Regions from separate parts of the Homo sapiens genome. Here region 2 is linked to region 1. Evidence: read pairs that join two places in POLR2A ChIA-PET (ENCODE). Cell type or tissue: OCI-LY7. All regions are shown on one strand. Links, peaks and the distances in the headings refer to the core of each region. The heading gives the core; the rest is flanking DNA. Region 1 holds the start of OIT3 (oncoprotein induced transcript 3). Region 2 holds the start of PLA2G12B (phospholipase A2 group XIIB).

Region 1 (15,036 bases), core at 224-5,223:
GGTCCCCAGAGCAGCAGCATGTCATCTCCTGGAGCTGTTAGAAATGCAAGTTCTCCGGTCCCCTTTGGATCAGAAACTAGGAGTGGAGCCAAGTGTTCAACAAGCCCTCCTGGTGATTCTGATGAGAACCATCACTTTAAAGAGAAAGGAACTGAGGCTCAGAGATGGCGCCTACATCACAACTCCTCAGTGCATCCTGTGGTCAAGTACCAGACTGAGTGGCTGGAGGACTGCTGAGCATGGTGACTGGTGAGTAGAAAAGATGTAACCAGAGGTGATGTTAACACTAATGTGGTATCCTGCTTGTCAGGGTGCAGTGGTAAGCACATGGTGGATGCTTTCAAAAACAAATACAAATAGGTTGACTTTTTAAATCTATCTGGAAAGATTTCACAGAAAAATGGGACTTCTTAGATTTTAGAGCTCAGTTTCACCGAAACTCTTCAGAGTTTTAATTCAGTTTTATCACTGCCAACGTTTGTTTGTTGCTCTCCCAAATGAGTCCAAGCTCCTTATTTCCCATGGTGCGCTTGTGATATTTCCTTAGGATAAATGTGTAAGTTATTTTTAATGAATCCTACTGAATATAAGATTACCTACTTTGCCTGTAATCCCAGCACTTTGGGATGCCAAGGTGGGTGGATAGCTTGAGTTCAGGAGTTCGAGACCAGCCTGGGCAACATGGCAAAACCCCATCTCTACTAAAAATACAGAAATTAGCCGGGCATGGTGGTGCACACCTGTAATCCCAGCTACTTGGGTGGCTGAGGCAGGAGAATCATTTGAACCCCGCAGGCAGAGACTGCAGTGAGCTGAGATTGCGCCACTGCACTCCACCCTGGGTTATAGAGTGAGACCCTGTCTCAAAAAAAAAAAAATACTTATTTGATAAATGTTAATATTTTATAAATGCATCATTCACTGAGCAACCCCTCCTCCTTGAACTTCAGCTCCTGTGACTCCACCCTTGGGTTTCCGTTCGTAAATCTGTGACTACTTCTTGGTCTCCTTTACAGCGTCCTATTCCTCTGCCCACATCTGTGATATTAGGCTTCCCCAAGGTTCCATCTTGGACCCCATTTTCCATGGGTGTGATCTCACCCCTCTCCCCTATTTAAATTACCATTTATATGTTGGTAGCTCTCAAATTGTTACTCTAGCTCAGATATATCCTAGACTGATTTATCCTCTTCGTAACTGGTCTATTTCTAGCATTGCCTTCTGTACATTAAATTCTCTCAATGTCACCAGAGTATTTTTGTTTTTAAATTCTAATAGCACATAATTTAGAAAAATTGTAACATATGAACAAGCATTAACATTAAATATGGGGGAGGAAAGACTACAAGACACCACAAAGAAGCAATTCACCAAACCCAAAACGTGGAACATTCTGTAGGACAAATGATGGGGTTTCTTCAACAAATGGAAGGAAGGGGGGAAGACCATTATGGATAAAAATATATATATATATATATATTTTTTTTTTGAAACGGAGTCTCCCTCTGTTGCCTAGGCTGGAGTCCAGTGGCACAATCTCGGCTCACTGTAACCTCTGCCTCCCAGGTTCAAGTGATTTTCCTGTCTCAGCCTCCCAAGAAGCTGGGATTACAGACGTGCACCATCACACTTGGCTAGTTTTGCATTTTTAATAGAGATGGGGTTTCACCATGTTGGCCGGGCTGGTCTCGAACTCCTGACCTCAGGTGATCCACCCACCTTGGCCTCCCAAAGTGCTGGGATTACAGGTGTGAGCCACTGCACCCAGCTGATAAAAATAAATTTAAGTGACAATCAAAATGCAATATATAAATCTTGTTTGGATCCTGACTCAACCCAGCAATAAAAGGAATATTTGGAACTATTGGAGCAATTTAAATATGGATTGGATATGAGTTAAGGAATTATTACTAATTTTCATAGTTGTAATAAAAGCATCATGATTATGTAAAAAAATACAATGTGTTAGAAATGCATACTGGTATGTAAATGAAATTGATAGAATGTTAGTAATTATTATAGCTGAGTGTTCATTATTGTTCTTTATACTTTTGTATATATATTTGAAATTTTTCATCATAAAAAGTAAAAAATGAAAGAGCAGGTCAACTAAAAAGGAAAAAATAGAAATAAGGGGGAAAAAACATCTTACCATCCTGGGAATTCTTGTTTACAGAACCAAAGGCTATCTGGTGAAAGTCCTTGACTCCAGCAATCAATCCTGGCAACAAGTCTGGGTTTATCTCATGCACACGTCCTCTGTTTCTCTGCAACACATATGAAGCCCTCAGATGGCTTCCTAGGCGCAGGAAGTTGTGGGGGATTGTTTTTTCTGTTTAAAGCACTGATACTTAGCAACACTATCCTGCAATGAGACAGCAGAGTCATCCATTGCTGCCATCAAACCACAACTTAATAAGTTAATGGTCAAATTGCCTGTGTCCCACTGATGTTAGTAATGAAGTAGCTAACTACAATTTTAGATCAATGGAAACCCCTTGCTTGACCATAAACCCTGTGCTTCTGGAGACCATGTGTACTTTTGTCATTGTCAAAAACCAGTGATTGCCCGAGCTCGGTGGCTCACACCTGTAATCCCAGCACTTTGGGAGGCCAAGGCAGGCGGATCACGAGGTCAGGAGATCGAGACCATCCTGGCTAACACAGTGAAACCCTGTCTCTACTAAAAATACAAAAAAATTAGCTGGGCGTGGTGGTGGGCGCCTATAGTCCCAGTTACTTGGGAGGCTGAGGCAGGAGAATGGCGTGAACCCGGGAGGCGAAGCTTGCAATGAGCCGAGATCACACCACTGCACTCCAGCCTGAGCGACAGAGTAAGACTCCGTCTGAAAAAAAAAATTGTGCTAAGAAGCACATTTTCTCTCCTTTGTCTAAAAGTGAAACTTCAGGAAATTTTGACATTTAATTTTCCAGAGTGTTAATTTAATGAGTAGTTTCTAATTTTAAGCTCCTACCCCATCTTAATGTGAGAATTAGTGAAATAAATAACATTAAACCATTTTTTAATTTTGGGAGTAAAGACAATAAAAATATGAGGTATTGCTGCTTGAATTAGTAAAAACACAATTTAAACCTTGTTTCTTTCAGAAGTTTTGAGGCCAAAGACCGTAATAAAACAAACTCAGGAGCTTATTTCAAGAGAATACTGTCCTTGTCTCATACCTGTCCTTACTACTTTGTTTTGTGTGCTATTATAAGCTCCTCAACCATCTGACCAAGACAGTTGCAGTGATTTGGCTTCATCCATTCTCGTTTAGTGTGCAGTGCTATGGCTGCAACATTGTGAAATCAATTCCTAGAAGTCACAAAGCAAGAATTTGACGTGAAGGGATGTCCCTCATTTAGAATTCCCTTCTGGATAAGATACTGGGGTTTCATTGCAGGGAATTCTTGAGAGAAAACAATAGGAGGATGAGGGATTGTGAGTTGTGTTTTTTTTTTTTTTTCCTAAAGAAAACTATTAATAAAGGAACCCTGTTGACAGTGTAAAGCAGTGCTTCTCTCTGGGGCCAAGGCCAGAGCTGTGGACACCTTATCCCACTCATCCTCATCCTCTTCCTCTGATAAAGCCCCTACCAGTGCTGATAAAGTCTTTCTCGTGAGAGCCTAGAGGCCTTAAAAAAAAAAGTGCTTGAAAGAGAAGGGGACAAAGGAACACCAGTATTAAGAGGATTTTCCAGTGTTTCTGGCAGTTGGTCCAGAAGGATGCCTCCATTCCTGCTTCTCACCTGCCTCTTCATCACAGGCACCTCCGTGTCACCCGTGGGTGAGTCTCATGTCAAGAACTTGGCACAATGCACTTTTTGTTGTGGCAATTTGCTATAATGTACAGATGATTAAGAACTAGATTCCAGTACCTTAAATGCTAGCTCTAGAATCTTGTAAGAAAAGTCCCTAATAATCCTTGAAAATAGATTTCCCGAGAATTTCTGTTACATGTTCCATTTAGCCTCTTGCCTGGACTCCAAAATTTCCATGGATCTGCCATATCCCACAGCTTTCACTAGCTAAAGAGTTCCTGGAGTATGTGTAAAAATAATTCTATCTTCTTTGTGTTCTAGGCACTTTATAGTTCCAACTTGAAGAGCCAAAAAAAAAAAAATTAAAGTTGAGCATAGAATTTTTCTTTAATGAAGGCAAGGGACTGAAAGCTCTGTTGCCATGGGGGGCACAGATCTGGATAAACCAAACTCATTAGTCTTTATGTCAGAAAATAAGACTTTTTGCACAGATCGAGTGAATCTTAAATTGTCTCCCTCCTCAGGCTTGGTGCAAAACTGGCCAGTCAGGCAAAGAAAAGTTTCAATTCCAGTTACTAACAGATTTCTCTCTTGCATCTTTTTCTAGTAGAATGTGAGTACTAACTGGAACAGAGGGTGGGGGTGAGATGGAGAGAACCATCCTTCTTGACACTTTTGAGTAGCTCAGTATCTAATTGACCCTGGCTTATTTCTTCATGGTTGCTCTAGTACCTGAAAGGATACACATTAAAAATAGGCTTGTGGCCAGGCACGGTGGCTCACACTTGTAATGCCAGCATTTGAGAGGCCAAGGCGGGTGGATCACCTGAGGTCAGGAGTTCAAGACCAGCCTGGCCAACATGGTGAAACTCCGTCTCTACTAAAAATACATACACACAAAAAAATTAGATGGTCATGGTGTTGCATGCCTGTAATTCCAGCTACTTGGGAGGCTGAGGCGGGAGAATCACTTGAACTCGGGATGTGGAGGTTGCAGTGAGCCGAGATCGAACCACTGCACTCCAGCCTGGGCAACAGAGGGAGACTCCATCTCAAAAAAATAAAAATAAAAATAAAAATGGTGATTTGAGACCCTAAGGAGACCTGACACCTAAAGGTAATGTGGGATCCTGGAACAGAAAGATATGGGTGGAAACTAAGGGAATCTGAATAAGTGTGGACTTGAGTTAATAATCAGGTATCAATAGTGGGTCATTAATGTGACAAAGGTACCATGCCAATGTGTGGTAAATGTATGGCTAAAGGTAACGTGTCATAACAAGGGAAACTGGGTGTGGGGTATGTGGGATCTCTTTGTCCTATCATCTCAATTATGCTGTAAATCCAAAACTATTCCAAAAAATATGCTTGAGCTACCTGTCATTAATCACCCCCTATCTGCTGCCAATAACTAACCCAAGGGTCGCTCAGAAAGTTGTCCTCCCGAAAATCTCCACTCCCCTTTCTTCCCACCCTTCTCCTTACCTATTCTCCCTCTAGTACCTCCTATATTCCCCATTCTTTCCATATACCATCGCCCTTCCCAGATCTTTTCCTCCAACCCCCAGCTCCTCAAGGATGATATTTGGCTCAATGCCAGAAGCATGATAAAGGGGGAACTTTGGGAACTAGAGCTGGTGTTTGCCCTGAGAGGACAGGGGAAGTGAGAGAAGAGGAAAAGAAGGGATGAGAAAGGGGGAAGCAAAGTGGGGTGATGAGGGAGGAGGATGGAAGAGGATGGAGCAGGAAAGGAGGGGCACTTCCCGACCAAGCTCAGGCACAGGGTCGAAAAGGGGCTGTGATTCAGGGGCGGCTGTCTGCCGGATAGGACCTGGAGGGTTGGAGGACTCAACCCTGGGGCGAAAGGGTGGGGACGCAGACATGGTTCCCTGCCCTTGGCCCTGCGTGGTCCTGGTGGAAGACAGCAGAGGGGCAGCTGGCAAGTGGGCATCTTAGCAAACCATTGAGGAGCTTCTGGCAGGCCAGGAAGCTGTTCTTTTTGAAGCCTTCGCACTGAGATGTATAGATCAGCATTTTAGGATGAATGTGCGCAATACCAGATTCTGGGCTTCACGCTGAGATTAAAAACAGGATATAAGACCAGTGGCCAGATTATTAGATTGGATTGCTGCCTTAAAAGGGGGTAGAGTGGGATGGGTACGTTAAATGTCAGAAAGTATTGGATGGTTAACTTTTAAAAATATATATGTATTATTTAATTAGTTATAGAAGATGGTAGATAAACTTTTCCTCCTCATACCCTATCTCCCCTACAGCAGGGGAGGAAGTGAACTTTTAGCAAACAGCCCAAGAAATGACATTTAACTTGAAGGAAAAACTTTATAAATAAGGAAATAGTTACTGAGAGAGGTTTAGGAGTTTCTGTAGAAGCGATTAAAAGTTAAGTATCTAACCATTTCTTATAAAATTAGAGCCAGGGAGAGGAATCAAATATTTCTATGACTCTGTAATCACCTGTGAAACTGCTCTGGAAACCTTATTTGTAAGAAAAAGTCACAGCTGGGAGAGCAAAGGAGGAAGAAATTTGTCCCTTTTGATGGGAGAAAGAATCTGAGGATATTTCTTCCCCTCAAAGGATTATGGTCTAGGGTTCAGCCGAGATACATAAGGGGCATTTTAAAGAAAGAGGGTTGTTTCTGCCATTTGCAACCCTGCGTGTTATTTCCAGAAAATGCAATATCCCACTTATTTCTTGTCTTACATTGTCATATTTTCTTGGAGGCCATTAGCAGTGGGCTACACTTTTCTCTACATGTGACTGAAGTTTAGAGAGTAAACTTAACTTTGAATTGTGGATATGTAGATTGGAAAAATCTAAAGTATTTTCTAGACAAGTTAGATTTGGTGATCATGGCCCATTCATATTTAATTTTTGTGCAGTATTTGCTAATACTGAATTCCCTGCCCACAAAATGTATTGGCCCTAATGTGAATTTCCTGCCTATGATATCAGTTACGTAAGTCAACCTCATGTGCATTAAGAAGGATAATATAGTACTCTCTGGCCAATGTTCCTTTCTAGAATTTCTTGGTTTCATAGATTCTTCATAAGGACAATTTACCTATGTTGATTCATTAATTAGTTTCCCTGGAGTTAAGGGGAGCAATGAGAATATTGGAGATATTGGTTCTTTAGTCATTAAAATGTTGTTTTTCTATTTATTTATTTGTTTGTTTGTTTATTTATGAGACGAAGTTTCACTCTCTTGCCCAGGCTGGAATGCAATGGTGTGGTCTCGGCTCCCTGCAACCTCCACCTTCCGGGTTCAAGCAATTCTCCTGCCTCAGCCTCCCAAGTAGCTGGGATTACAGGCACGTGCCACCACGCCCAGCTGATTTCTGTATTTTTAGTAGGGGTGGGGTTTCACCATGTTGACCAGGCTGGTCTCGAACTCCTGACCTCAGGTGATCCACCCGCCTCGGCCCCCCAAAGTGCTGGGATTACAGGTGTGAGCCACTGTGCCTGGCCAAAATGTTGTTTTCCAATGTTTTCATGACATACAATAAAATGTTTTGGTTGAGATATTTGTCCTTGTAATTTATGCACTAAATATGTATGCCTGAGAAACTTGGCTATATGACAGCTAGGATAGTAATGCCATGGTTAACTGTGAATACACAAAGTTCTTGGTATTTTCAATAAGCTGGTAAAATATATACCAAAATTCACTTTGAGAATATTTCTGGTAACAACATGCTAGTATACTCTGTATTTCAAAGTAGGTGACATGTGCCCGAGGCCTTTTTCTTTTCAGTGGAATGAGCTTTTACACATTCCTGATCAAGTCAAACTTTCTAATAATGCAAAATTCCACCTATAATCTTTACAAATGGCCAGCCAAATACTTTTTTGAAAATTTCCAAGGATTGGAAGCTAACTGCACTGTGACACAGCCTCTCCATGACTGGATAGCTGAACTGAAACGTGCTTTCCCATAATTCATTCTTGTTCTTGTAACAGAATAGCTAATTCCTCTTTCACACGCCTGTTCCAGATTTTTAAAAACTAATATGCATTTTCTTCCATCTTCTTTTTTCAAAATGATAGTTCTCAACTTCTCCTGTAAATAATTTTTAGGACCCCTTCTAAGTCTGTTCAACTTTCTCTGAACAAATTTGTCAATTACTTTCATAAAATACAGTCTCCGGCCGAGCACCAGATTCATGCCTGTAATCCCAACAGTTTGGGAGGCTGAGGCAGGAGGATCACTTGAGCCCAGGAGTTCAAAACCAGCCTGGGCAAGATGCCAAAACCCTATCTCTACCAAAAAAAAAAAAAAAAATTAGCCAGGTGTGGTGGCATACGCTTGTGGTCCCAGCTACTTCAGAGGCTGGGTGGGGAGGATCACTTGAGCCCAGGAGGCGGAGGTTGCAGTGAGCCATGGTTGTACCACTGCACTCCAGCCTGGGTGACAGAGCCAAACCCTGTTTCAAAAATAATAATAATACAGTCTCCATGTATGAACAAAATACTCAGAGTGTGGTCTGACTCGTGCAGAGTTCAGTGAGTCTTTAATCCTAACCTCCCTTGGTCTGATCAACTATCCTTCTATCAAATAATTACTCTGGATAAAAATTCAGTTCAATGCTAACACTTAACTTTAGGTTTGAAATACTTTTGAAAAGGGCATTTATGCAACATGTTTAAATCAACCTGAGGAACCTTAAACAGCTATTTTTTGTGACCTTAACTAATTTCTCTCTGGAATTCAAAAATGTCCAAATGCAAGACCAAGAAGTTGGACTTGGGCTGTTGGTGGTGTGATCCGAAACACTCCAGGTACTCTGAGGTATCTTTTTCATTTCCAGCCCTAGATCCTTGTTCTGCTTACATCAGCCTGAATGAGCCCTGGAGGAACACTGACCACCAGTTGGATGAGTCTCAAGGTCCTCCTCTATGTGACAACCATGTGAATGGGGAGTGGTACCACTTCACGGGCATGGCGGGAGATGCCATGCCTACCTTCTGCATACCAGAAAACCACTGTGGAACCCACGCACCTGTCTGGCTCAATGGCAGCCACCCCCTAGAAGGCGACGGCATTGTGCAACGCCAGGCTTGTGCCAGCTTCAATGGGAACTGCTGTCTCTGGAACACCACGGTGGAAGTCAAGGCTTGCCCTGGAGGCTACTATGTGTATCGTCTGACCAAGCCCAGCGTCTGCTTCCACGTCTACTGTGGTCGTGAGTACCTTCCCTGTGCTCTTTTTCTCCACCAACAAGGCCACAGGTGGAGTCCAAAAGTGCCAATTATAGGATATGCAGTTACAGTGGCAACTATATCTCAATCTGAACAACATTGATGTGGGGCTAAAGATACCTCTGATTTCTGAGATCTCTTCTTAGAACTTCTGAAAAATTCCTGAAGAAATAGAAGGGGAAAGGAGCTATGACTTTGATCAGTTCTTTTTAATTTTGTCTGAATTCCATTCAAACAAAACATTAGAAAATGAAACATTGGGCCAGGCGCAGTGGCTCACGCCTGTAATCCCAGCACTTTGGGAGGCTGAGGCAGGTGGATCACAAGATCAGGAGTTTAAGACCAGCCTGGCCAATATGGTGAAACCCTGTCTCTACTAGAAATACAAAAATTAGACAGGCGTGGTGGCAGGCAACTGTAACCCCAGCTACCCGGGAGGCTGAGGCAGGAGAATTGCTTGAACCCGGGAGGTGGACGTTGCGGTGAGGCGAAAATCGTGCCATTGCACTCCAGCCTGGGTGACAGAGTGAGACTCTGATTCAAAAAAAAAAAAAAAAGAAAAAAAGAAAATGAAACACTGATTTAGATTATCTAAATGGTGGATTTCCAACTTTTGAGTATGGAGAACCCCTTTTTAAGATAGATAGATGATAGATAGATAGATAGATAGATAGATAGATAGATAGATAGATAGATAGATAGATGATAGATAGATAATCAGACATCCATGTGATTGGATTGTGTTTAGTGTCCACTGATTTTTTTAAGTGATATACAATGGGAAGAAGCTACTTTATGTCAGTAATACTTTTAATTTCTGTGTTATTAATCCTGTCAATGTCTGTATTCATTTTTTAAATAGAACACTAGAAGAGTAGGACATAACACTTTCTTAGTCTATAGCTCTTGTATGGTGAGGTTTTGGATTTGCAGAAACTCTATGGCCACTCAAGGGCCTGTGGATCTGAAGTTGGGAATCATTGATCTAGATGACAGAAGATGCCCTAGATTGTTGTTTTCCATTGGTTTATATAAACCCTGAACAATGAGGATTCCCTTGATGGTGGCTGGAAACTCATCCCCCAGGCTGCACTTATGAGGCTCTCTCAAGAAGAGGGTCAGCTGGATGCAGTGGCTTATGCCTGTAGTGCCAGCTACTTGGGAGGCCAAGGTGAGAGGATTGCTTGAGCCCAGGGGTTCGAGGCCAGCCTGGGCAACATAGGGATACCACCCCCCCCGACCCCCCGCACCATCTCTAAAAAGAATGAAAGAGTGTCTTCTGGTCTCCTGCCCTCATGAAGATAATCTTTATTCTTCCATAGATTTTTATGACATCTGCGACGAGGACTGCCATGGCAGCTGCTCAGATACCAGCGAGTGCACATGCGCTCCAGGAACTGTGCTAGGCCCTGACAGGCAGACATGCTTTGGTAAGAAACTCATCAAAGGTAGAATCAGGCTATTAGGATCGAAAGGACAAATCAAAAACTCTTCCTGCCTCAGAGCACCATCATTTTCCCAGTGTGTGTCTCCAAACACTTGGAATGGTGTTTGCTTTTTAGTTTATGCCTGGACCGAAAGCCCCACGCCAAATTTGTATCATGATTAGGGACAGCAGAGAATTGTGCCCTCCACTAGGGTAGCCACAGATGGCCATGGTGCACTTGAAATGTGGCTAGTGTGACTGAAAAACTGAATTTTAATTTTATTTTAATTTTAAAAGTGATGTTTGGCTACACACGGTGGCTCGCACCTGTAATCCCAGCACTTTGGGAGGCTGAGGCTGACAGATGGCTTGAGCCCAGGAGTTTGAGACCACCCTGGGCAACAAAGAAAAAACTCATCTCTACAAAAAATATGAAAATTATGTGGGTATGATGGCAGGTACCCATAGTCTCAGCTCCTCAGGAGGCTGAGGTGGGAGGATCACTTGAACTTGGGAGTTCAAGGTTACAGTGAGCCATGGTTACACCACTGCTCTCTAGCTTGGGTGAAAGAACGAGACTCTGTTTCTAAAAATAATAATAATATCTTTAATATTGGTTATATATCAAAGTGAAAATATTTTGCATATAATTGGGTTATATAAAATATATTATTAAAATTAATTTCGCCAGTTTATTTTTAAAAAATTTTAATATGACTACTAAAAAATTTTAAATATGTAATTTGCTTTATATTTCTGTTGAACAGCACTGGTCTGGTCTAGAATTATCTAAGGACTTACTCCTCTAGCTTCACTGATACAATTTTGGTTGTTCTGAGTAGCAAGAAAGATGAGTCAGATTGTCTGTAGGAAATCCAGAGTTCTTGAATTTTATATTATGTTGTCTATAACTAGAAGAGAACAGAGATGAAAACCCCAAGATTGAATATTATTTCTCTTTCTCTTTAATGTTATGAAGCTTTTTGGATTCAGACTCAAATAGATTTAAAACAAGTCTAGAGAGAAAGGGGAAGATTGCCCTACCCTGGTCCCCCAAGAAGAACAGTAACAGGTCAGGATTGAGGTAGGAGATTAAGGTGAAAGGAGCATAAAAGGCTTATTGGTTTTTGTTTGTTTGTTTGTTTGTTTTTGAGACAGGATCTTGCTCTGTCGCCCAGGCTGGAGTGCAGTGGTGTGATCTCAGCTCATTGCAGCTTCGACATCCTGGGCCCAAGTAGCTTCTTGTTTTAGAAAAGCTTTTGCTCTTCAGTCTCCTAAATGAGCCAGGGGCAATGGCTCATGCCTGTAATCCCAGCGCTTTGAGAGGACGAAGCAAGAGGATTGCTTGAGGCCGAGTTTAAGACTAGCTTGGGCAACATAGTGAGACCCCATCTCTATAAAATAAAAATAAATTAGCCAGACATGGTGGCAGCCTTCCAAAGTAGCTGTAGTCTCAGCTGAGGTAGGTGGATTGCCTGAGCCCAGGAATTTAAGGCTGCCATCAGCTCTGATTGTGTCACTGCACTCCAGCCAGGGCGAAAGAGCAAGACCCTGTCTCTGAAAAACAAAACAAAACAAAACAAAACATAAATACTTCAATAAATAAAGCCTCCTAAATGAACCCCACTGACCATCCTGTGAAGCATGTTTCGGCTCTGCCATAGGCGTTGTTAGGGATCTCGTGTGATTGATTTTGAGTATGTGATTTAATGCTAAATGCCTTGGGGTAGGGGCAATAGTGGTTCCTGAAGTCTCTGCCCACCCTCATGTATTTCTGTTCAAAAATATTTGGCTTTATTTTAAGCCAGGAGTTGTTCATGCATTTCTTTGCTTTTGTTTTAATATAACTTTTGAAGAGGTAATACGTTTAAATGGTTCCCAAATTAAACAACATGAAAAAGTATACAGCAAACTGTCCAGCTCTCAGTCACCCTCTTGCCCCATTTCCCTCTTCCCCAACTCCATCCCAAGGAAACGGCTGTATTATTTTCTTATATGTGCTTCCAGGGTTTCTACAGTCAGATTTAAAAATGTAAATATATATATGTGTATTAGTCTGTTCTCATGCTGCTAGTAAAGGCATACCCAAGCCTGGATTTATAAAGGAAATTTATAAAGGAAAGAAGTGTAATTGACTCACCCTTCCACATTGCTGAGGAGGCCTCACAATCATGGCAGAAGATGAATGAGAAGCAAAGTCACATCTTACATGGCAGCAGGCAAGAGAGCATGTGTAGGGGAACTCCCATTTATAAAACCATTGGATTTCGTGAGACTTACTTACTACCAAGAGAACAGTGTGGGGGAAATTGCACCCATGATTCAATTATCTCCACCTGGCCCCACCCTTTACACATGGGGACTATTACAATTCAAGGTGAGATTTGGGTGCAGACACAGCCAAATCATATCAATATGTTTACTTATTGGCCATTTTTAAACATCAAAGGTAGCATATCATTCACATCTCTTCCTTAATTTATCTTAGACAATCTTTTTCTATCAAAGCCCCAAGTTCCTATGTGGGGTCTGTGGGACTTCAGGGAGATGGTGAATCCTCTGAAATTGTAGACAGTGTTTTGTGTTTGTAAGCATGTGTCAATTTTCCTTTAGTTTTTATTTAAATGTAATAATTTTAATTATTTTAAATTATATAATTTGTTCAGGCAGCATACAAGAAAATAATATAACAGACACTCATGTACCTAGATTTAACTAGAGTTAAGTTTTGCTTCCTTTTTGTTTTTCTTTTCTTTTTTTTTGAGATGGAGTTTCACTCCTGTTGCCCAGGCTGGAGTGCAATGGCACAATCTCGACTCACTGCAACCTCCACCTCCCAGGTTCAAGTGATTCTCCCGCCTCAGCCTCTAGAGTAGCTAGGATTACAGATGCTCACCACCATGCCTGGCTAATTCTTTTGTATTTTTAGTAGAGACAGGGTTTCACCATGTTAGCCAGGCTGGTCTTGAGCTCCTGACCTCAGGTGATCCACCCACCTTGGCCTCCCAAAGTGCTGGGATTACAGGCGTGAGCCACCATGCCCAGCCCCCTTTTTCTTTTAATTTAAATACAATTTTGTAAATACAGTAAAGCCATCCCACCCCATCCTGCTTTCTTCTCTCAGCCTCCAGGGGTAATCATTGTTTTGAAATTAACATGTGTTCTTCTCATCCCATTTTAATGCTTTTATTATTTATGTATGTACCCATAACAATAGATAGCATTGTTTTGTGTGTTCTTAGAATTAACATAAAAATGATACCTTACCCAATGTGTGAGATTTTCTCTAGCAGGTACCCATAAGAATGGAACTGCTGGGGCATAGAGTATCTTCACTGGCTATAACAATAAACCCCAAATAATGATGGGTTAAATAAGTAGAAGTTTATTTCTCTCTCATATTAAAAAAAAAATCAGTCCTAAGGGAGGAGACCACCCCTCATATTGTCTTATGCCTAATTTCTGCCTCCAAAAAAAGAAGAAGTAAGAACTAAAAGACAGAAATGAAATCCACAGGCAGACAGCCCGGCGCCACACCCTGGGCCTGGTAGTTAAAGATCGACCCCTGACCTAACCGGTTATGTTATCTATAGATTACAGACATTGTATGGAAAAGCACTGTGAAAATCCCTGTCCTGTTCTGTTCTGTTCTGATTACCGGTGCCTGCAGCCCCCAGTCACGTACGCCCCTGCTTGCTCAATCGATCATGACCCTCTCACGCAGACCCCCTTAGAGTTGTAAGCCCTTAAGAGGGACAGGAATTGCTCACTTGGGGACCTCAGTTGTTGGAGACCTGAGTCTTGCCGGAGCTCCCGGCCGAATAAAGCCCTTCCTTCTTTAACTCGCTGTCTGAGGGGTTTTGTCTGCGGCTTGTCCTGCTACAGTCCAAGATAAGCAGTCCAGGCTTGGAATAGAGGCTTCTAAGTGACCTACCCAAGCACGGATGTCACCATGTCTACATCCAGGAAGGCTGTGGGCCTCTAACCATCTACTTTCCAGGCAGTATAATGAGGAAAGGGAAAGAAGGAGCCCTGATAAAGATTCTTAATATTATCAACATTTTGCATTTCTACAAGTTCTGTTTGTTTGTTTTCAGTTCTGCCTTGTCTTTTTACACACTTCTTTTATTTTGCTTATTATCCTTTCTTTTATCTTTTTACTAATTCTTTAAATACTTGTATTATGGATTTTTCTGGATAATTCTGTTATCTCCAGTTCAAAGCCTCTAATTATCACGATAATGCTCTCTCACAGTGGATCATCCCTCATGTAAGTGTCTTGTGGCAGACCATCTTCTGTTGTAGTTTTTTCTGTAGGACACCACTCGTGTCATCTGGTATCTTTGTTTAGTGTTGCTATAAAGGAATACCTGAGGCTGGGTAATTTATAAAGAAAATGGGTTTATTTGGTTTATGATTCTGCTGGCTGGGAGACTGAGCATCTGGGGAGGGCCTCAGGCTGCTCCCACTCATGGAGGAAGGTGAAGGGTGCTGGCATGTGCAGAGATCTCATGGCAAGACAGGAAGTGAGAGTGAGAAGGGGGAGGTGGCAGGCTCCTTTTAAACACGCTGAAACTAATCTAATAGAGCAAGAACTCACTTATTACTGCAAAGACAGCACCAAGCCA
Region 2 (17,019 bases), core at 6,682-11,681, 66 kb after region 1:
ATTATTTGTATGCAAACCATTTAGTTTTTCTTTTCTGTTAATTGCCTATTTCCATTCTTTGCTCATTTTTCTTTTAGATCTTTTGCCTATTTCTTCACAGTTTGTAAGAACCTTTTTGTAGTATACATATTATGTCTTTGTCATTTGTTTTACAATTTTCCACTCAATGATATGATTTTTCTATTAATATTATATTGTTACAAAGAACAGATAATGATAACGAATGAATAATAAGAGTATTTACTAAACTATTATAGGCATGGCTTCATCAACAACCCCAACTAGCTGTCTCAAACATGAGAAAATAAAATAATTTCCAGGCCGGGCGCGGTGGCTCACGCCTGTAATCCCAGCACTTTAGGAGGCCCAGCAGGGGGATCACCTGAGGTCATGAGTTCGAGACCAGCCTGGCCAACATGGTGAAACCCCCGTCTCTACTAAAAATACAAAGTAACTAGGCGTGGTGGCGCATGCCTGTAATCCCAGCTACGCCAGGAGGCTGAGGTAGGAGAATCATTTGAACCTGGAAGGCGGAGGTTGCAGTGAGCCGAGATAGTACCACTGCACTCCAGCCTGGGTGACAGAGGGAGACTCCGTCTCAAGAAAAACAAAATTCCAGAAAAAAAAAAAAGAAAGAAAGGTATGTCCTCCTTCCTCCCAGAAACACTCAGATGCACCATGATTAATACATCAATGGAACACAGCAGGACAGAGGCAATTCTCCTGTAGAGAAGAACTCTGTATTTCAGTCACTAAAACAGATTAAGTTACTGCATAAAGTAGGGTGAGCAACTTGTCCTGGTTTGCCTGGTACCCGTCCCGGTGTTAGTACTGAAAGTCTCACATCCCAGGAGCATCTCCCCTCCTCCTTGAGTCCCCAGCAGACTAGGAGGTCAGTTGCCCAAAAACAAGAATAATCTGTTTGCCTCTAAGCCAGTGGCTGTTTTCTTTTTTTGGGCTCTGGATTCCCTGGAGAATCTGATGAAGTCTTTGAGTTATTTCCCTGGAAAAAGATACAAACTCACAGGTTTATAAAATTTTGCTGTAAAACTTCAGATAAAAATTCTCTTTAAAAAATAGACTGATATTTATTTTTATTTATTTATTTATTTGTTTATTTTTGAAACTTAATCTCGCTCTGTTGCCCAGGCTGGAGTGCAATGGCACGATCTCGGCTCACTGCAACCTCTTCCTCCAGGGTTCAAGTGATTCTCCTGCCTCAGCCTCCCAGGTAGCTGGGATTACAGGGCGCGCCACCACGCCCGGCTAATTTTTGTATTTTTAGTACAGATGGGGTTTCACCATGCTGGCCAGGCTAGTCTCAAACTCCTGACCTCAAATGATCCGCCGGCCTCAGCCTCCCAAAGTGCTGGGATTACAATAGACAGATATTTAAAGAAACTTTTAAGATACTCTTGGAACTAAATCCAGGAAGAAATTCATTTTCAGGATCTTTTATTAAAGTGTGAAAGCGTGAACAGTATCATTATAGAAACTACTCCATTGACCCAACTCCAGAGACCTTCATGAGGCAGATAACTCTTCAGTCGTTGTTCCCTCGAGGGACTTCTTCCGGAAGCTGAGAGGCTGTTGTCCAGCCACTGGGATTTCTGGGATTTTTCATTTTTACGTTGAAAGAGAGCTAGAAGAATCTGAATGCAATTAACCTGTTCACTAGACTGTCTTTCTCATAACGTTTATAAAATTTGTTTGGTACCTACCATGCTTTATATATACCACTGATTCTTTATGTATATTATCTTTAATTCTCACAACACCTTTGCAAGGTGGGTATTAGTAACATTATTTTTACATATTTGAGGAAACTAAGGTTGAGAGAGTCAGATAACTCACCCAAGGTCACCAGCAATGGGATATTTTCTCCTAAATTCAAACCCATGATTTTTCCATTACTATGCTTATTTCTCAAAGTCTGGTTCAAAGACTACCCATTAAAAGTGCACTTCCAAGGTCTCACCACAGACCTACTGCATCAGAATCTCTGGAGGTGGAAAAGGTTATCTATATTTTGGAAGCGATTCTCAAGGAAATCTTGTTTGCATTGGCACAGACTCCTTTTTTTTTTTTTTTTTTTTTTTGAGGTGGAGTCTCGCTCTGTTGCCCAGGCTGCAGTGCAATGGTGAGATCTCAGCTCACTGCAAGCTCTGCCTCCCAGGTTCACACCATTCTCCTGCCTCAGCCTCCCGAGTAGCTGGAACTACTGGCACCCGCCACTACACCCGGCTAATTTTTTTTGTATTTTTAATAGAGACAGGGTTTCACCGTGTTAGCCAGGATGGTCTCGATCTCCTGACATCGTGATCTGCCTGCCTTGGCCTCCCAAAGTGCTGGGATTACAGGCATGAGCCACCGCACCCAGCTGGTAGAGACTCCTTAATAACAGTTGTGCTAGGTATGCCATTGACACACGCTGGATCTTGTCATATTTATAGCCCAGTTGTTTGACAAGTACAGATTTTGTGTGTTGGCATGAGAACAAATTACTTTAGATATGAGAAGCACGGAAAACAATGTTGACATGCTATCATGGGCTACCAGGATACATACACAGTTTTATCTGCCTGCATAATTTAACCTGTGGGCTGAAGTTCTCTAAGAATGACGTCATAGAATGGCACCCCTTTACCTTGGCTGTGCTTTGCAATCACCTGGGAAAAATGTTAAAATACTGATGTCTGGGGCCAACCCACAGAAATTTTGATTTAATTGATTTGGTGCCAGGTGTTGTTAAAGCCCCTCAGGTGATCTGAAGTGTACCCAAGTTAGAAACCCACTGTTTTAAATAGTAGTTAGTACCTATCAAAGGTAAAATCTGGCTGGTGCCGTGGCTCACGCCTATAATCCCAGCAATCTGGGAGGCCAAGTTGGGAGGATTGCTTGAGCCCTGGAGTTGGAGACCAGCCTGGGCAAGATGGTGAGACTCCCTGCTCTACAAAAAGTTACAAAATTATCTGGGCATGGTGGCGCACACCTGTAGCCCAAGCTAACTGGGAGGCTGAGGCAGGAGGATCTCCTAAGCCCAGAATCTCCTACTAATCAGAAACACCTGGGGTGGGGCCCAGAGATCTGGTTGAATCTGCCCTCCAGGGGCTTCAATTCACAGGTGAGTTTGAGAACCACTACTTAAAAGACGAGCACGGTGCATGAGAGATGTGTCACAAAGCAAACTACAAAAGAGCAGACTCGTTGTTAGGTGTTGTCTGTTCAAAAGATTGCTCGATTCACAATCAGTTTGAGAAGGTATTTTGTACTCTTTTGGGCACAGCCGCCAGGTTTTTGGCTCTACTGGGTTCCAAGGTAAGGAGGCATAACCGCCTATTTTTCTAAGTGTTTTTCAGGCCCCTCTTTGAGCAGGTTGTTTTACACAAAGTGAGAAGAGTTATTTGCCTTTCTCTTCTATTTACTCTTCCCATCCCCCACCAGTTGCTGCTGGCTTCCACCCTGCCCAGCCAGAGGCTCCGCAACTAAAATTTGCTTAAGTCTTTTAATGCTGTTTTGCTAGAGAAGGAAGAATAGGATTTGGTTCTTGATTTCCTAATAAAAATTCCTGCTGTTGCCTATTTGCTGAACTACAGATACTAGTCCTGTGTTGCCTTTAGGAAGGAAAACACCTGTGTTGATTCCAATGTCTGAAGTGAGTCAACCCCTTCCCTGTCCCATCCGTGCAAACAGTGTGAGCATAATCCAGTGGCAAGGCCTCTGCGTTGGTCCAACTGCCTTGGACAAATACATGGTTTTAGGGCCAGGTGGGTCCTAACAGACCAGGCATTTTTCTCTGTGAAACTTTCACAAAGAAGCTGCAGCATAGATGGTTAAAACATAGATGGTTAAAACATAGATTTTAACCATAGATTGTTAAAACATCTATGCTGCAAAACTTTGGGTCCTGATGCAATGATTAACCATTACCTCCTAGTCACTCTTAGTGTATAAGGAAGCGATTTTCCCCACTCAAAAAGGAATAGAGAGACTTAAGGGTGAGTCCGGGAAGTATGTAGTTTTTTTGTGCATCTCTTCAAAGCTGACTTTTTCTCTGTTGAGTATTTGGAGAAAATATTTCTCAAATGTGTTTTCCTGTTAGGCTAAATTGACTCACCATTTTCATTTCTAATCCCTTGATGAGATAGTTGATAAATTAAACCATAAAACTAATGCTACCTGAGACCTGAGACTGTGCATGCTTTGGAAAACGTTTTCATGCGCATTGGCAATTACACGATGCCACCCAGCTTCAAGGCCTGGGGCTCCACATTTTGCTCCCCTTACATTAACTTCCAGGGCCCCTGGGACCAGGGGCTCTGTGCCGGCAGCCAGGTGTGCACCTTATATCTGTGTACCCCCAGCCATATTCAGGCAAGGTAGGGGAAGTGCTCCTGCCAGCTCACAAATCTGCATCTGGCGCCAAGTCCAGGGGACAGCCCCGGGATCCCTGGTGAGCCACGAACCCTTCCTCTCCACAGCATGCCTGTCGTTGCCGAGGCTGCAGGCAGGGACAGCTCCCTTGAGAAAGTCCAGCAAATTGATGCCAGTCAGGGACTGAGAGCTGGGAGGACGGTGTGAACTGCAGCAGGGGGAAGGGAGAATTTGTTTCCAAGCTGAGCACAGAGCAGCTGAGGAGGTGGTTTTGCCCCATGGCAGATTTTTCTCTGAATGTTCGGCTTCAGTTTTCATCCCTGGGAACTCCTCACAGAGGCCTCTCATACCCACCCTCCTTCTTCCCACCCCAGGTACCCTTTTTTCCTAAGAACTGCCTCACAACAAACTCATTAAAATGGCCCAGGGAAGGTTTCCCAGATACAATACAGGAAGCTCAGTGAAATGTGAGTTTGAGATAAACAACGAAGAATTTGTCAGGATAAGTATGTCCCAGATATTTCACTGGACATACTTATACTAATGACTTATTTGTTGTTTATTTGGATTTCACATTTCACTGGGTGTCCTACATTTTTATCTGCTAAATCTGGCAGCTCTAAGTGGATAACAGGAAAAAGTGCAAGACAGATCGTGACCTCTCTGGGGCTGTCCATGGGTCCACCAGCAACAGTTTTTACAGAAAGAGAAACCGCACACTCACCATATCGGCACCTGTACTGACAGACTCCATTCTTCCCTCCCAGCAGCTCCAGAAAAGAATCGAAGTAGCTATTGACGGATTCAAAGCTTCCCCGGAGGTGCCGAAGGCCCCAGTCTGAATAGGACTCCTCCGTGTCAGGGCTCGTGTCGCTCTGAGCCAGGCCACCCCCAAGGCTGAGCCACAAAACCAAGAAGCCACTGGCCAGCTTCATCCTGCAGCCAGGTAGGTACTGGCTTCTCTCCTCAAACCCCAGCCAGTGTCCCAGAATTCCAGGGACAAACCCCCTACCCAGATGTCAGGCAGGACTGGGAAAGGGATTATCTGGAACATTCAATCTGTCTGTTCCCCAGAGGTGGACTTTAAACATAGCTATGGAGGTTGGGATGAGATCAGGGCAATTAGAAAGAGGGCAAAGGTTAGGGAGTGGGAGGGCCAGGGAGAGAGAACATTTCAAAGTGGATTCTACCACCCTGGAGGGAGGGAGATGTTAGCCAGCTTCTGAGACGCAGGAACGGTGAAGGATTCGGAGTTCTACCCCGACCAGCTTGTTAAGCTGTTGATCAGTTACAAGTGTGGCTCTTCAGGGCCAGCCTCTTGATAGAAGAGCTTGACCGAAGGTCCTAGCCACACCCCTCAGCCAGCTACCTACATAGTCTCCAAGGAGAGTCAGGAGGATGTGTACAGGGCCCAGGAAAGCCCCAGCGGTAGGAATTAATAGTCACTTTACCAAGGGTCACGATAGTGTCAGAGTAGGTACCAAGTGTGTGTTAAGCAGAAGTTCAGATTTGAGACCCCAGCTTCTGCTGTGGAACCCACCTGGCTCTGACGCATAAATCCTCTAATTTGGCAGAGCTCCCAGATGTAGCCATCTGAGTGCAGGGACATTTTGGCTTCTATTTACAGCAGTATCTCTGTTTACACTCAGCATAAGTGGATCATAAGACAAGATCTACAGATGGTCCAAGGACAATTCTGGGGGCACTCGGCTCTCCTGGTGGTGTTTTTCCTTTGAGTTTCTTAGAAGTCAGAGGGTTTATCAAATAGTCTATTTGGGAGTGTAGGCTTTTAAGACTGTTGACTGAAGTCTAGTGTTTTGGCATCGTTTTCAGTTTAGACTGCTTTTAGTCGTGTGAAGAAATGCCATCTATAAAATCACTAGTCTAGGACCGGGCATGGTGGTGCATGCCTGTAATCCCAGCATTTTGGGAGGCCGAGGCGTTTGGATCACCTGAGGTCAGGAGTTTGAGGCCAGCCTGACCAACATAGCGAAACCCCGTCTCCACTAAAAATACAAAAATTAGCCAGGCAAGGTAGCAGCCGCCTGTAATCCCAGCTACTAGGAAGGCTAAGGCAGGAGAATCACTTGAACCCAGGAGGCGGAGGTTGCAGTGAGCCGAGAGCACGCCATTGCACTCCAGCATGGGCGACAAGAGCGAAACTCTGTCTCAAAAAAATAGTAATAATAAAATAATCACCAGTCTATAAAAATGATACCTTTATGGACCACATGAATCATTTAGCTCCTTTCTCAAATGTTTGTCTGGAAAGCCCCATGGAAAATAATGAATTAAATGAATTAATTTCTTCATTTTCAGTAAATGTGTTTGGCTGAAGACTCAGACTCCAGGAAGGGCAGTGGTTAAAAATTATTCATAGTCACAACAATGCCACCCAATATTTTAAAGCATCTATACTTTTTCAAACCACTTTCATGCATATGCACATACACAGAGGCACACACATACACATGCACATATGCACAAATGTTCATGCCAGTTTCATGAAGCAGATTAAATAGTCCCATTTGGGGGTGAGAAAACTGATGCAGAGGGTAAGTGACTTGATCAAAGCTGGACAGGCTATCAATGGGAAAGCTGGCACCAGGGCCAGCTACATAATTTGTAGGGCTTCACCAAAACAAAACTGCAAATGCAGAGCTCCTTTTCCAAAAGCAGGGGAACTTGCCATTAAAATACTAACTATAGGCTGGGCGCGGTGGCTCACACCTGTAATCCCAGGACTTTGGGGGGCCGAGGCAGGTGGATTGCCTGAGGTCAGGGGTTCAAGACCAGTCTGGCCAATATGGTGAAACCCCGTCTCTACTAAAAATACAAAAAGATTAGCCCGGCGTGGTGGCGTGCACCTATAATCCCAGCTACTCAGGAGGCTGAGGCAGGAGAATTGCTTGAACCAGGGAAGTGGAGGTTGCAGTGAGCCAAGATCGTGCCACTGCACTCCAGCCTGGGTGACAGAGTGAGACTCTGCCTCAAAAAAAAAAAGCTAACTATAAAGCTTTTTCCTTTAAAAAATGTTTTATTATTTGTAAAATATAATAAGGTTAATAGAGATACATGAGTATCAATATATACATAAATTTTTTAAAAATTGGTGTCATAATTTTATATAATACTATATATTACTTTATAAGTATGCAATATTTTGATCATAGGATTTTTCTGACTTTTCTGAAAATTCATTGATTAGGTCATCAAAGTTTATACTTCTAACAACCTAATTTTCAATCAGTGTAACTGAAAGTGATGTCAGTTGCTCTTGGCAATTGTAAGATGGCAAGAAATATTTGATACTTTTTTGTTTTGAGAAGGATCTTTTTGCTGATGCAACTGTTACTAGAGCTGTTAATAGTATTGTCCCCCCATTTCTTGAAACTTTATACATGTTTAAATTGTGGTAAAATATACATAACATATTTACCATTTTAACCATTTTTAAGTGTGCAATGCAGTGGCATTAAGAACATTCATACATTGTTGTGCAACCATCACCACTATCCATCTCCAGAACTTTTTCATCATCCCAAACCGAGACTCTGTTCCCATTAAGTGATAAGTCCCCATTCCCCTTTTCCCCAGCCCCTGGCAGCCACTATTCTACTTTCTGTTCTTAGGAATTTGCCTATTCTAGGTACCCCATATAAATGGAATAATATAATATGTGTCCTTTTGTGTCCAGCTGATTTCACTTAGTATAATTTTAAGTTCATCCATGTGGTATGTATCAATACTTCACTGAGAATACTGCTGCTATGAATACTGGTGTACACATACCCATTCAAGTCCCTGCTTTCGATTCTTTTGGGTATTATATACCTAGAAGTGGGTTTGCTGGATGGTAATTCTATGTTTAACTTTTGAAGAACCATTATACTGCTTTCCATAGTGGCTGTACCATTTTACATTCCTGCCAGCAATGGACAAGATTTCTAATTTCTCCACATCCTTGTCAACACTTGTTGTTTTCCTTTTTTTTTTTTGACAATAGTCATCCTAATGAATGTGAGGTAGTATCTCATGCATCTCCCTCATAATTAGTGATGTTGAGCATCTTTTCATGTGCTTATTGGCTATTTGTATATTTTCTTTGGAGAAACATCTATTTAAGAAGACCTTTGTCCATTTTTCAATTGGGTTTTTTGTTATTGTTGAGTGTCAGAAGTTCTTTATATACTCTGGATATTAATCTCTTATCAGGGCCGGGCATGGTGGCTCATGCCTGTAATCCCAGCACTTTGGGAGGCTGAGGTGGGTGGATTGCTTGAGCTCAGGAGTTCAAGACCAGCCTAGGCAACATGGCAAAACCCCACCACTACAAAAAAATACAAAAATCAGCCAGATGGAGTGGTGTGTGCCTGTAGTCCCAGCTACTCAGGGGGCTAAGCGGGGAGGATGGTTTGAGCCTAGGAGGTTGAGGCTGCAGTGAGCTGAGAATGTGCCACTGCACTCCAGCCTGGGCAAAAGAGCAAGACCCTGTCTCAAGTAATAATAATAATAATAATCTCTTATCAGATATATAATTTGCATACATTTTCTCCCATTCTCTTGGTTGCCTTTTCACTCTTTGGTAGTGTCCTTTGCACAAAAGTTTTAAATTTTGATGAAGTCCAATTTATCTATTTTTTTGTTCTTTGTTGACTGTGATTTTGTGTCATAGCCAAGAAAGTGTTGGCAAATCCAAGGTCATGAAGATCTTGACCCTATATTTTCTTTAAGAATCTTAGAGTTTTAGCTCTTATGTCTTTGATCCATTTTTAAAAATGACATAACACGGTCGGGAGCTGTGGCTCACCCCTGTAACCCCAGCACTTTGGGAGGCCAAAGCGGGGGTGGATCGCTCAAGTCCAAGAGTTCAAGACCAGCCTGGGAAACATAGGGATGTTGTCTCTACAAAAAAATACAAAAAATCAGCTGGGCATGATGGCATTTGCCTATAGTCCCAGCTACTCTGGAGGCTGAAGTGGGAGGATTGCTTTAGCCCAGGAGGTGGAGGTTGTGGTAAGCCAAGATTGTGCTACTGCACTCCAGCCTGGGTGACAGAGCAAGACCCTGTCTTAAAATAATAGTAATAATAGTTTTATTTATGTTGCTAGGATTGAGATCCAAGTATATTTCTTTGGAATTATAGGGTTTTTTTGTTTGTTTGTTTTTTGTTTTTTGTTTTTGAGACAGAGTCTCACTCTGTCACCCAGGCTGGAGTGCAGGCTGGAGTGCAGTGGCACAATCTTGGCTCACTGCAATCTCCACCTCCTGAGTGCAAGCAATTCTCCTGCCTCAGCCTCCCAAGTAGCTGGGATTATGGGTGCCCACCACCATGCCCAGCTAATTTTTGTATTTTTAGTAGAGACAGGGTCTTACCATGTTGGCCAGGCTGGTCTTGAACTCCCGACCTCAAGTGATCCGCCCATCTCAGCCTCCCAAAGTGCTGAGATTACAGGCATGAGCCACGGTGCCCAGCCTGGAATTATGGATCTTCTGTGTTGGCAGGAATATGAAAGTTAATCTTGTCCAGCAGGTCTTCTAATACTTGAATCCCCTCTATGCTGATCAGCTTTCTTTGTAGCTTCAGAGTTAGCTATTACTTTTTTAATATGTAAAGAGGGAATGAATACGTTTTAGTTAGAAAATTTAAATATGCTTTTTTTTTTTTTTTTTTTTTTTTTTGAGGCAGGGTCTCACTCAGTCACCTGGAGACAGTGGTTTGATCATGGCTCACTGCAACCTTCACTTCCTGGGCTCAAGCAATGCTTCCTCTTAATAAAAAGAAAATGTAGCCTATTGTGACCCCCAGTGTTTTTCTCAAAATCGTAAAGAATGAAGCAAATGGATTTCTAGAGAAAGAATATGACACACTCCCTTCCTGAGTTGTTTCTACCTAGACTCTAAGGTTTGACTTCTGCAGTTGCTGACATGGCATTGTTATGATGAGAGATGCTGTCAGTTCTGAATGAGAAACAGAAGAATATTGTTGGAACACATAGAGAAAAATTGAGCATTACTTATTTACAAGATGCTTTTCTCTATGTGACAACCAGCATTCACTACCTAAATTAATAGCATATTTTAGAAATCGGCCTCTTTATACCATGGGTTTTCCAACTCAACAACTTGGTTAGAAATTTAGTGAAGAGAACAGGGTATTTCTGAATATCAGTCTCATGAATTCTAGCTACACTTTACATCTGTTTTTATCAAACTCTTGGGTTCCAAATGTCTTTATTCTTTCACAAAGTTTTCCTCCCTATTTCCATATAGAAGTTTTTGGAATACCCTTACTTTATGTATGAGAAAGGATGAAAAGTAATGAGACCAATTTCATCAATAATGTACATGTTAATGAACATTGACCTTCAAAGTTAGTTAAAACTTGTCTTGGGGGCCCAGTGTTGTCACTGCTAAAAATAGCTCAAAGATGTTTCAGAACTACTTTATGAGCCACATAGCCTGTTCCACTGCACTGAGGCTAGATTGGTTGTTCTCAACCTTCTTTCACATTAGGATCACATAGGGAGCTTTAAAAATATGATGTCCAGGCCTGCCCCTAGAAATTCTGATTAATTTATATGGGATTTGATTCATTTTGAGTTAATTTTTGTATGTGGTGTAAGGTAAGGTATCAAATTCATTCTTTTTCACATAGGTATCCAGTTTTCTTAGTACCATTTGTTGAAAAGACTGTCCTTTCCACCATCAAAAAGTCTTGGCATCCATGTCAAAATCATTTAACCATATATGTAGGGGCTCTTTATTCCATTCCATTGGTCTGTATGTCTGTGTATAAGCCAATACCATACTATTTTGATTAGCTCTGTATCAAATTTTAGCGTTTTATTTTTATTTCTTGTAGGTACGTAGTACGTACCTACAAGTATATAATTATGGAATACGTGAGATACTTTGATACAGGCATGCAATGCATAGTAATCACATCACGGAAAATGGAGTATCCATCCCCTCAGGCATTTATCCTTGGTGTTACAAGCAATCCAATCATACTGTTTTAGTTAATTTTAAAGTGTACAATTAAATTATGATTGACTAAAGTCACCCTATTGTGCTCTCAAATACTTTGTCTTATTCTTTCTAGCTATTTTTTTGTATCCATTAACCATCCCCACTTCCCCCTATGCCCACTACCCTTCCCAGATTCTGGTAACTATCCTTCTACTCTCTATCTCCATGAATTCAATTGTTTTTATTTTTAGATCCCACAAATAAGTGAGAACATGTAAAGTTTGTCTTTCTATGCCTGGCTTATTTCACTTAACATAATGATCTCCAGTTGTATCCATGTTGTTGCAAATGACAGGATTTCATTCTTTTTTATGGCTGAATAGTGCTCTGTTATATATATATATATATATATATATATATATATATATATATATATATACTGTATTTTCTTATCCATTTATCTACTGATGGACAGTTAGTTGCTTCCAAATCTTGGCTATTATGAACAGTGCTGCAAAAAACAGAGTACAGATACCTCTTCAATATACTGATTTCCTTTCTTTTGGGTATATACCCAGCAGTGGGATGGATGGATCACGTGGTAGTTCTATTTTTAGTTTTTTGGTTTTTTTTTTGAGAAACCTCCAAACTATTTTCCATAATAGTTGTACTAATCTACATTCCCACCAACAGTGTAAGAGGATTCCCTTTTCTCTGTATCCTTGCCAGCATTTCTATTGCCTGTCTTTGGATAAAAGCCATTTTAGCTGGGGTGAGATATTTCTTTGCAGTTTTTATTTGCATTCTCTGATGATCAGTGATGTGAGAACCTTTTCATATACCTCTTTGCCATTCATATATCTTCTTTTGAGAAATTGCTACTCAGAATTTTTGTCTATTTTTAAAATTGAATAATTCACTTTTTTTTCCCCCTGTGGAGTTGTTTGAGCTCCTTATATATTCTGGTTATTAATCTCTTGTCAGATGAGTAGTTTGCAAATATTTTCTCCAATTCTGTAGGTTGATTCTTCACTTTGTTGTTTTCTTTGCTGTGCAGAATTTTGTTGTTGTTGTTGTTGTTTACCTTGATGTGATCTAATTTGTTCATTTTTGCTTTGGTTGCCTGTGCTTGCAGGGTATCACTCCAGACCAATGTCCTGGAGAGTTTCCCTGATGTTTTCTTGTAGTAGTTTCATAGTTTGAGGTCTTAGATTTAAGTCTTTAATCCATTTTAGTTTGAGTTTTGCATGTGGTGAGAGACAGGGGTCAAGTTTCATTCTTCTGCATATGGGTATCCAGTTCACCCAGCACCATTTATTGAAGAGACTTTGTTTTCCCCAATGTATGTTTTTGGCATCTTTGTCAAAAATGATTTCGCTATAGGTATGTGGATTTGTTTCTGGATTCTCTATTCTGTTCCATTGGTTTATGTGTCTGTTTTTATGCCAGTACCAAGCTGTTTTGGTTAGTATAGCTCTGTAGTATAATTTGAAGTCAGGTAAAGTGATTTCTCCAGTTTTGTTCTTTTTGTTCATGATAGCTTTGGCTATTCTGGGTCTTTTGTGGTGCCGTATAAATTTTAGGATTGTTTTTTCTACTCCTGTGAAGAATGTCATTGGTATTTTGATAGGGATTGCATTGAATCTGTAGATTGCTTTGGATAGTAATGGACATTTTAACAATATTAATTCTTCCAATCATTGAACATGGAATATTTTTCTATTTTTTTGTGTCCTTTTCAATTTCTTTCATCAGTGTCTAATAGTTTTCATTATAGAGATCTCTTACTTCTTTGGTTAATTCCTAGGTATTTAATTTTATCTGGGGCTATTGTAAATGGGATTACTTTTTAAATTTCTTTTTCAGATTGTTCACTGTAGTAGAAATACTACTGATTTTTGTATATCGAATTTGTATCCTGCAACTTTACTAAATTTTTCCATTCTAATAGTGTTTTGGTGGAGTCTTTAGGTCTTCCCAAATGTAAGATCATATCATCTGCAAAAAAGGATAATATGACTTCTTCCTTTCTAATTTGGAGGCCCATTATTTCTTTCTCTTGTCTTATTGCTCTGGCTAGGACTTCCAGTACTATATTGAATAATGGTGGTAAAAGTGGGCATCCTTGTCATGCTCCATATCTTAAAGGAAAGACTTTCAGTTTTTCCCCATTCCATATGATACTAGCTGTGGGTCTGTCATATATGGCTATTATTGTGTTGAGGTATGTTCCTTCTATCCCCAGTTTGTTTTTTTTTTAGGATTTTTATCACTAAGATATGTTGAATTTTATCAAGTGCTTTTCCAGCATTAATTGAAATGATCATATGATTTTTGTCCTTCATTCTGTTGATATGCTGTATTACATTGATTGATTTACATATATTGGCCCACTTGGTCATGATGAATGATCTTTTAAATGTATTGTTGAATTTGGTTTGCTAGTATTTTGTTGAGGATGTTTGCATCAATATTCATCAGAGATATTGGCCTGTAGTTTTTTTTAAATGTTTTTGTCTGGTTTTGAATGTTTTGTCTTTAAAGCCAGGGTAACACTGGCCTTAAAGAATAAGTTTGGAAGTATTCCTTCTTCCTCTATTTTTCAGAATAGTTTACGTAGAATTGGTATTAATTCTTCTTTAAATGTTTGGTAGAATTCAGCAGTAAAGCCATCAGGTCTCAGGCTTTTCTTTACTGGGAGACTTTATTGTGGCTTTGATCTTGTTACTTGTTACTGATCTGTTCAGGTTTTGGATTTCTTCATGGTTCAATCTTGGTAGGTTATATGTGTCTAGGAATTTATCCATTTCTTCTAGATTTTTCAATTTGTTGGCATACAGTTGCTCATAGGAGCCATTAATGACCCTTCGAATTTCTGCAGAATCAGTTGTAATGTCTTTTTCAGCTCTGATTATTTATTTGGATTTTCTTTTTTTTTCTTAGTCTATCTAAAGGTTTGTAAGTTTTATTTATCTTTTCAAAAAATGAACTTTTTGTTTCGTTGATCTTTCGTATTCTTTTCAAATTTATTTCTGTTCTGATGTTTATTTCCTTTTTCTTTACTTTTGGTTTGGTGTGCTGTGCTCTTGCTTTTTAGTACTTTAAGATGCATCATTAGGTTATTTGTTTGAAATTTTTCTTTTTTGATGTTGACACTTATAGCTATAAAATTCCTTCTCAGTACTGCTTTTGCTATATCCTGTAGGTTTTGGTATGTCATGTTTCCATTATTTGTTTCAAGAAAATTTTCAATTTCCTTCTTAATCTCTTCATGGACCCACTGATCATTCAGTAGATATTGTTTAATTTCCATGTGTTTGTATAGTTTCCAAAAATTCTTGTTATTAATTTCTAGTTTTATTTTGTGGTCAGAAAGATGCTTATATTTCAGTTTTTTTTGATGTTTAAAAACTTGTTTTGTGACCTAACATATGGAATATCCTCGAGAATGATGCATGTGTTGATGAAAAGAATGTGCATTCTGCAACTGTTGGATGAAATTTTCTGTAAATATCTATTAGGTCCATTTGTTTTGTAGTGCAGGTTAACTCCAATGTTTCTTTGTTAACTTTCGGTCTGGAAAATCTGTGTAGTGCTGAAAGTGGGGTGTTGAAGTCTCCAGCTATTATTGTATTGTGGTGTCTCTCTCTCTCTCTCTCTTTAGCTCTAATAATATTTGCTTTATATATCTGGGTGCTCCACTGTTGGGGGCATACATATTTAAAATTGTTACATCCTCTTGCTGAACTGACCTTTTTATTATTATATAATGACTTTCTTCGTCTCTCCTTACAGTTTTTGTCTTGAAATCTATTTTGGGCATAGAGGTGCATGGTAGCTCATGTCTGTAATCCCAGCACTTTGGGATGCTGAGGTGGGCGGATCATTTGAAGTCAGGAGTTCGAGACCAGCCTGGCTAACATGGTAAAATCCCATCTCTACAAAAATACAAAAATTAGCTGGGCATGGTGGCATGTGCCTGTAATCCCAGCTACTTGGGAGGCTGAGGCAGGAGAATTGCTTGAACCAGGGAGGCAGATGTTGCAGTGAGCCGAGATTGCCCCACTACACTCCAGCCTGGGTGACAAGGCGAGACTCCATCTCAAAAAAAGAAATCTATTTTGTCTGATATAGGTATAGCTACTGCTGCTCTTTCGTGGTTTCCATTGGCATGGAATATCTTTTTCCATCCCTTTATTTTTAGTCTATGTGTATCTTTACAGGTGAGGTGTGTTTCTTGTAGGCAACAGATCAGTGGGTCTTGCTTTTTTATCCGTTCAGCCATTTTTGACTGGAGAGTTTAGTCCATTTACATTCAATGTTATTAATAAGTAAGGACTTACTCCTGTCATTTTGTTATTTGTTTTCTGGTTTTGTGGTCTTCTCTTTCTTCTTTCCTTCCTTCCTATCTTCCTTTTAGTAAAGGTGATTTTCTCTGGTATGATTTAATTTCTTTTTATTTTTTGGGTATCTGTTGTATGTTTTTCTTTTCTTTTCTTTTTCTTGAGATGGAGCCTTGCTCTGTCACCCAGGCTAGAGTGCAATGGTGCAATCTTGGCTCACTGCAACTGCCGCCTCCCAGGTTCAAGTGATTCTCCTGCCTCAGCCTCCCGAGTACCTGAGACTACAGGCATGTACCACCATGCCTGGCTAATTTTTGTATTTTTAGTAGAGACAGGGTTTTGCCATGTTGACCAGGCTGGTCTTGAACTCCTGACCTCAGGCAATCCACCCACCCCGGCCTCTCAAAGTGCTGGGATTACAGGCGAGAGCCACTATGCCCAGCCATGTTGTATGTTTTCCAATTTGAAGATACCATGAGGCTTGCAAATATTATCTTATAATCCTCTGTTTAAACTGATGACAACTTAACAATGATTGCATAAACAAACATGCAAAAAGAAAACTAATAAAAACTGTACACTTTAACTTCATTACTCCACTTTTAACTTTTTGTTGTTTTTCTTTATGTCTTATTGTACTGTCTTAAAGTAGTTGTAGATATTATTTTTGATTGGTTCATTTAGTCTTTCTACTTAAGACTAGTTTATACACCACGATTACAGTGTTACAATGTTCTGTGTTTTCTGTGTGCTATTACTAGTGAGTTTTATACCTTCAGATGATTTATATAGATACGCAGGATCTCACTCTGTCACCCAGACTAGAATGCAGTGGCACAATCATGTCTTACTGTAGCCTCGACCTCCCAGGCTTAAGCAATTTTCCAACCTCAGCCTTCCAAGTAGCTGGGACTACAGGTGCATGTTACCACTCTGACTTGCTTTATTTATTTATTATTTAGTAGAAATAAGGTTTCACCACGTCACCCTGGCTGGTCTTGAACTCCTGGGCTTAAGTGATTTGCCCTCCTGTGCCTCTCAAAGTGCTAGGATTACAGGCATGAGCCACCATGCCCAGCTAAGATGATTTCTTATTGCTCATCACTCTCCTTTTCTTTCAGATTAAAAAACTCCCTTTAGCATTTCTTGTAGGATAGGTCTAGTGTTGATGAAAGCCTTCAGCTTTTGTTTGTCTGGGAAGGTCTTTATTTCTCCTTCTTGCTTGAAGGATATTTTCACCAGATATATTATTCTAGGGTGAAAGTGTTTTCCTTCAGTACTTTAAATGTGTCACGCCACCCTCTCCTGGCCTGTAAGGTTTCTACTGAAA

The links. Peaks named below come from ENCODE experiments on the same cell type or tissue, not always from the same donor. Only the 100,000 strongest peaks of a DNase experiment are listed, where the experiment ranks them.
Region 2: POLR2A ChIA-PET joins it to region 1 with 10 read pairs; 2 of 35 experiments call an interaction of 5 or more read pairs at or near these places.

The regions. Positions count from the first base shown.
Region 1 is chr10:72,890,073-72,905,108 of GRCh38, forward strand. It overlaps OIT3 (oncoprotein induced transcript 3), which reads left to right and starts at 3,667. Exons shown (of 9, transcript NM_152635.3): 1 at 3,667-3,787; 2 at 8,592-8,966; 3 at 10,305-10,412. The coding sequence starts at 3,727. RefSeq lists a silencer at 8,685-8,895. In OCI-LY7, for the core only: no CTCF peak of the experiment used is centred there; no DNase peak of the experiment used is centred there.
Region 2 is chr10:72,949,377-72,966,395 of GRCh38, forward strand. PLA2G12B (phospholipase A2 group XIIB) reads right to left here and starts at 5,430. Exons shown (of 4, transcript NM_032562.5): 1 at 5,099-5,430. The coding sequence starts at 5,309. In OCI-LY7, for the core only: no CTCF peak of the experiment used is centred there; no DNase peak of the experiment used is centred there.